Regions from separate parts of the Mus musculus genome. Here region 1 is linked to region 2. A link is a loop called in an ENCODE intact Hi-C map of the cell type or tissue named here. Cell type or tissue: heart. All regions are shown on one strand. Each heading gives the region's core, and the rest is flanking DNA. Links, peaks and the distances in the headings are about the cores only. Region 1 has its middle 1.7 kb from the start of Gm11267. Region 2 has its middle 56 kb from the start of Mpdz.

The links. A loop is a pair of places that touch in the nucleus more often than their neighbours do. Peaks named below come from ENCODE experiments on the same cell type or tissue, not always from the same donor. Only the 100,000 strongest peaks of a DNase experiment are listed, where the experiment ranks them.
Region 1: it touches region 2 in a loop (7-fold over the local background); 5 of 42 quality-filtered maps call a loop at or near these places.

What each region holds. Positions count from the first base shown.
Region 1 is chr4:82,588,470-82,591,391 of GRCm38, reverse strand. No RefSeq gene overlaps it. Among named protein-coding and RNA genes, the nearest start is that of Gm11267, 1.7 kb to the right of the region's middle. In heart, for the core only: a CTCF peak has its summit at 1,680 (motif pointing right); a DNase peak (open chromatin) is centred at 1,691; H3K27ac peaks cover 809 bases.
Region 2 is chr4:81,497,149-81,500,070 of GRCm38, reverse strand. No RefSeq gene overlaps it. Among named protein-coding and RNA genes, the nearest start is that of Mpdz, 56 kb to the right of the region's middle. In heart, for the core only: a CTCF peak has its summit at 1,750 (motif pointing left); no DNase peak of the experiment used is centred there.

The DNA.
Region 1 (2,922 bases), core at 242-2,741, 1.1 Mb before region 2:
GGGTTCCAGGTGCAGACAGCCACACCTGTCTTTGTATGTAGGGACTAGTGTCTGAGCCCCAGGCTGCCATGCCTGTGCAGCTGCAGCCACTGTCCTTGCTCACTGAGCCATCCCGCCAGCCTCAATAGACAGTTTTGACAGCACTTTGGAATTCATTGTAGCCAGAGGGTGGGAGAAAAGTTCTCTGGTCCACCTGTTCACTCTTATCAATGGGTAAAGACTACGAAAGATTTTTCTGGAAAAGAATTTCTATGATCCATGACCTAATACTCTCATTACAAACCTTAAAATGTCATCTTCCCTAGATAATTAAAATGATATGATACTGAACACTTCTGGAATGCTCAAATTATTTCTTGTCAATGCAAACCAGTATTTCTGGGTTCTGTTCAGATCTGCCGTGGGGAAGTCCCATTCCTAAGAACAACCAAGGGGATATAGAATACAGAACTACCAAGGGCATCTTGACCCCATAGGAAGAACAACAATATCAACTAACCAGACCCCCACCCCAGAGCTCCCAGGGACTAAACCACCAACCAAAAAGTATACATGGCTGGGTATACTGAAGTCTGTGGCTGCAGCTCCATATATAGCAGAGGATTGCCTTATCTGGCATCAAGGAAAGGGAGGGTCTTAGTCCTGTGGAGGCTTGATGCCCCAGCGTAGGGTGATGCTAGAGGGATGAGGCGGGAGTGGGTGGGAGGGTGAGTGGAGGAGCACCCTCTTAAGAGGCAAAGGGGAGGAGGGGGGATGTGGTGGGGGGTTTGCAGAGGGGAGACCGGGAAGGAGGACAACATTTGACATGTAAATAAATAAAGTAACAAAAAAAATACAGAATTATCAAAGTGAGCCAGAAGATATTTATTAAGTGTCTACTTATAGAGTGAAAACTGTCCTAGGAAATGAGAAGGTGGCTTGAGAAAGATAGATAACCATCCCAAGAATCTTGTAGCTACCAAGTCAGTTAGGACACCGGTCTTGGTAAAGGCAGAAGAGTAGGATGCCAGAGAATCGAGGCTAGATGCGGAGGCACATGTCTTTAATACCAGGACTCAGGGAGGCAAAGGCAGGCACGTCTCTGTGCATTCGAGAACAGCCAGCCTGGCCCCACCTTCTCAAAAAAAAAAAAAGCCAGAGAATGGAAACAAGGCCTCACGAGGATACAATGTCACAAATCCAGGGTCTGTGCAGCAAGACAAGACCCTGTTGCAAAATGGTGCTGGTGGAAGAGAGATGGGTAGAAATCAAAGCTAATTAATTTATTATATCCTACAACTGAATGTCCTCCAAGTTGATAACAACAGAATTTTGACTAGAAATTACCCTTTTGAATTAATTTGATCCAGTGACTCTTCTGATAAAACCTTGGAATTCCTGTTCAAATGTCTTAGCACCCAGTTGACCACTTGCTTTTGGAAGATTGGTCCTCTCAGTGGAATCCACCCGCACAACATTCTCTCCTTGCTTAGAGGAGCTTAGGAAAGCATTCCTGGTTACCAGGGCAAAACATTGGAGAGAAAGGAAGTGAGGCTTCGGTTGAAGGTTGGCCTCTTTGCAGATGGCTTCCTAGAGAGGCTTCTGCCAAGCCTGTGCCTCCTCCTAACTCCAGTCACAGAGAGAGCATCAGTGATTTGCTCTCCCAGGATCTGGTTTCAATGGGCAACATCTCATTAACCAGACCAGCAGATGTCAGTCCTGACCCACTTTTCCTCAGGTTTGAATCAGTACCGCTCCAGCTGGTTTGCTGTCTCTGTCTTATTTCTTCTTCCTGAGGTGGAGGGCCCCTGGCTTGCTTTGCTTTGCTAATATTTGCCTTATTCGGTAGTCATTATGTGATAAGCAGGCTGTTTGCTTTAGGTTTGCCTTGGTGTGTCTCCTAGTGACTTTTATTCGTAGCTGGTAGCTTAACCCAAGTTACAGTTGTGAGCTGCTTGTTACTGAGTGTGCATAGGACACTTTGAACAGACCTGCTGCCTCAAAAATCCAAACCCAGGTCAAAATAAATGACTAAAATGAATAAATAATCAATCAATCTGAAGAACACACATAGCTTGTAACCTCAGTTTCATTTTAAAAATATCAGTGTGAACAGACTAAGGTTTACAAGCCCACCAGCAAAAATGCATATATTTTTTCTGTACATTTTTTTTCTGTACATTTGTTGAGCATGTATCTTATCCTGAACAAAAACATCTTGCATGTTATGTGGACGAATTAAGTCGTTAGTCAGCAGTACAAATGGAACTACTTTAAGGAAACAACATACATAACACAATTTTACAGTATATTCTATCTCCAAGATGCTGCTTACTGTCACGGCACACTTTCGATTGCAACTTTGAACTTGGAGATGAGTTTGTGAAGGAAGATGTGTGTGTGTGTGTGTGTGAGTGTGTGTGTCTGTGTGTCTGTGTGTCTGTGTGTGTGTCTGTGTGTGTGTGCTGCTCTCTGGACAAGGCATTGTTTGTAAGGACTGATTAGCTGCTGTGTGTGCCGAAGTCAACTGTCTTAGATTCCATACACAAGACAAGAGAACTGAAACACTGCAAAGAGGCCAGACACAAAAGAACACCAGGCAATATTATGTCACTTACGTTACAGGGTAAATGTTTATTTACCGAGTTGATTAGCTTAACCAACAAGAATTTCTTGATTTATTAAGAATAGCAATACAACCTGTAATATAGAGGTAATTTTAAAAATCCCACTAAAGATTGTAACACTCGGTGCCTTTTCAGGGCAATCCCTCTGGTAAGCAAACATATAATGTTGCTTTTACTTCACTTGAATGTAACTTGTGAGTTACATAAAAATCTAATCTAAGTGAACTGATTTTAATACACTTTTGAAGGCACAGTGAGGAAATAAATCATTGTTTATAATTCTTTTAATATTAAATATCAAAGTTATTTGAAAATT
Region 2 (2,922 bases), core at 303-2,802:
GGAGCATTTAGAATCTGAGATACGAGGCTCAGTCATGGCTTCCCTCTCCAAATAGTGAATTTCCACCAATCCTTCTACCTTTCTTCCAACAACAACCTAAGGCATGCTGACAAAATGAATTAATACTAAATGAACGGTTCTAACCACTGTGTTCAAAGTGTATCAGTTGGTGGTCTATTTTACTACAAGCCTAAAGTTTGAACTATCTACTAAACTGGCCTTTGTCAACTAGTATGCACCAGACTTAATGTATGAATGTTGCTCTAAAAAAACTCCAAGTTATGTCATTCAGTTGACAGAAGTAAGCCTTTATCATTGTTTTGCCTCCACTGTGGGATCTACAGTGTGGGATTTGTAAGGAGCATCTGCATTTGCAGTTGGTGAAGACCTATTAATTTGTGTTAAGGTACTTTGTAACTATTTCTCAAAGCATTGATTTTTTTCAGTAATATAATTTCTTTGGGAGAAACTCAGTTCTTGGACATGTCATGATGGATCAGGCATGCGACATCAAAAAGACCCTCAGAACTCACAAAGACAGCAGCACCATGCACAAGACCTACAACAGATACAAACCAGATGAGATCCTAGCACTGTGAGGGAAAGGAGACTCTTAAAAGCCTGCTTTGGGAGATGGAAGAGAAAAGAAAGTAACATACTATTTCAAGAGCAACTCAGCATCAGGGAGATGATACACTCAAGTGTCTTGGGTTTTCTCCTCTTTCTTGATGAACTCAGTAGACGTAAGCCTGGCCAGAACATCCCACATCAGGGCAGGTATAAATATGTGAGTTTCTAGTTTGAAAACTGAAATAACTTTTTAATTTATTACTAAAAATACTGAGTTCATCATTGAACATCCTAGGTAAGTTAGATTGCCCTCCAACCACCTTGAAAAACTCTATGATCACCTTAAACTAAGATTTGTAAGGAGAAGTTCAGTCTCAGGGTGGCTGGGGGCCACATTCACACGCCTTGCCCTTAAGTTCTGCATAGGTAAGAATTCCCTTCACCTCCAAAGAGCCACTGAATTCCAAGTGCAGGGATTTCTATGAGAACACTACACACTGCAGTTTAACTCAACCTTGCCAGCTAACTACATTAAGGAGTCAGCTGAGACCACAGGAGAAAAGGAACAGAGATCTGTTTCATTGTGGCCAGTATGTCTCTGTGTAAGTTCCCCAGGCACCATTAAATGTACTTTTCTGAAAGACTTGGTGACTTAACTTCCTGATATAGGACACTATATGCTTAAGGAGCCAGAGAAAGATGAAATAGGAGAGCTGATATTAAGCCAGCTAAAGATCTTTCTTTCCCTAGGAAATCTTACAAGGCTGTTTGGAGAAATAAAATGTCAAATGTACAAAGATTTAAAGGGTAGAAGTCAGATCTGTGACTTCCCGTCAAATTCTTTCTATGAGTCAGATTCTGTAGGATAATGCTAAAGAGCAAACCTTATCACATCCAGGAAAGTCAACTGTATATATTCAAAGCCTCGTAAGTTTCTATTACTTCTATTACTTATGCTATATATTGTATTAAAGCCTATTTAAGGCATAAGCGTTAGCTTCCTTAAGCCAATGTTTTTACAAGTTCATGACCATGATAAAATATATTGCTTTTCAGAATAAATACCCTTTATGCCTATCATAACTGTATTCTACCAATTTAATTATACCAACACTCACAGGAGACTTTTTTTTCCCCTAGAAATAGTCCGTGTGTAATGCCTGCAGTGACATCTACTGGTAAAGAAACACTCCTAGTTCTTCTAAACAGTAGACTCCTAGGCACTCATTTTCATTCTCTAGGCCTGAATTTCCCCACCAAGGTCAAGTAATTAGTTTCAGACACTTTTTTTTTTCATAATAAAAAATGTGAAAATGACATTTTACTTGGGAGGATAAGGATTCTCCATGCATTTGTTAGTCTGTATTTCTCCACTAAAAACTGTTTCTGTGTTCGATGCCTCTCTCTGTGTCTCTCTGTGTCTCTCTGTGTCTCTCTCTCTCTCTGTCTCACTCTGTCTCTCTCTGTCTCACTCTCTCTGTTTCCTCTCTCTCTCTCTCTCTCTCTCTCTCTCTCTCTCTCTCATTCAGTTCTTATAATGGTCCCTAAGGTATGTGCTGTTATTTTTATTTCTCAGGGGAAGAAGAGAACAGACATTCAGAGAAGCCAAAATCCTTGTTCAAGCTAATAGAGTGTGACAAAGTTCAGATCATCTTCTGCTTCTATCTGACCTACACCTCTATATATAAGTTTTTTCCAGCCACCTTCCATCTCTGGTGTCTTTGGGAGCAATCCAACCTCCACATGACCCTCCCATTCCTTTTCTCTAGCTATGGCAACCTAGAAAGTTGGTGCTTACTCCCCAAGATAGGAGAGTGAAGGCATAAATATTAAAGTTTCTGGCTACAAGGAATCTAAAGTAATGTTGCAGAAAGTATCCCATGAACATCTCTCGATGCTCTGTGTGTGTTCGTGCACCTCCATTCCTAGTGCAAAGAAATGAACCTTAGAGAAAACTGTCCAACTCTGCAAAAACATAACAAGAGACCTGGTGCTTAAGCCATGCTTCTTAAACAGTGGGACATACCGTAATACATTAATGTGAGGGCTGCAAAATATGACAAAAGGAAAGGGTTTCTGAACACACAGCAACCAAAAACTAATTCAGAGCCAAGCACAGAGTCAATCTGATATGTTTCTGGAAGCACTCACTTGTGTTGTATCTTAGGACATCACTGCAATCTCATTCTGAACACACATTAATACTTTGCACTACATTAGCTGCACATTGTTTTGTTTTCTTAAAATTATATAAGTGTAAGAGTATACACACACATATACATACATACACACACACACACACACACACACACACACATATATATATATATATATATATATACCCCTTGGGAT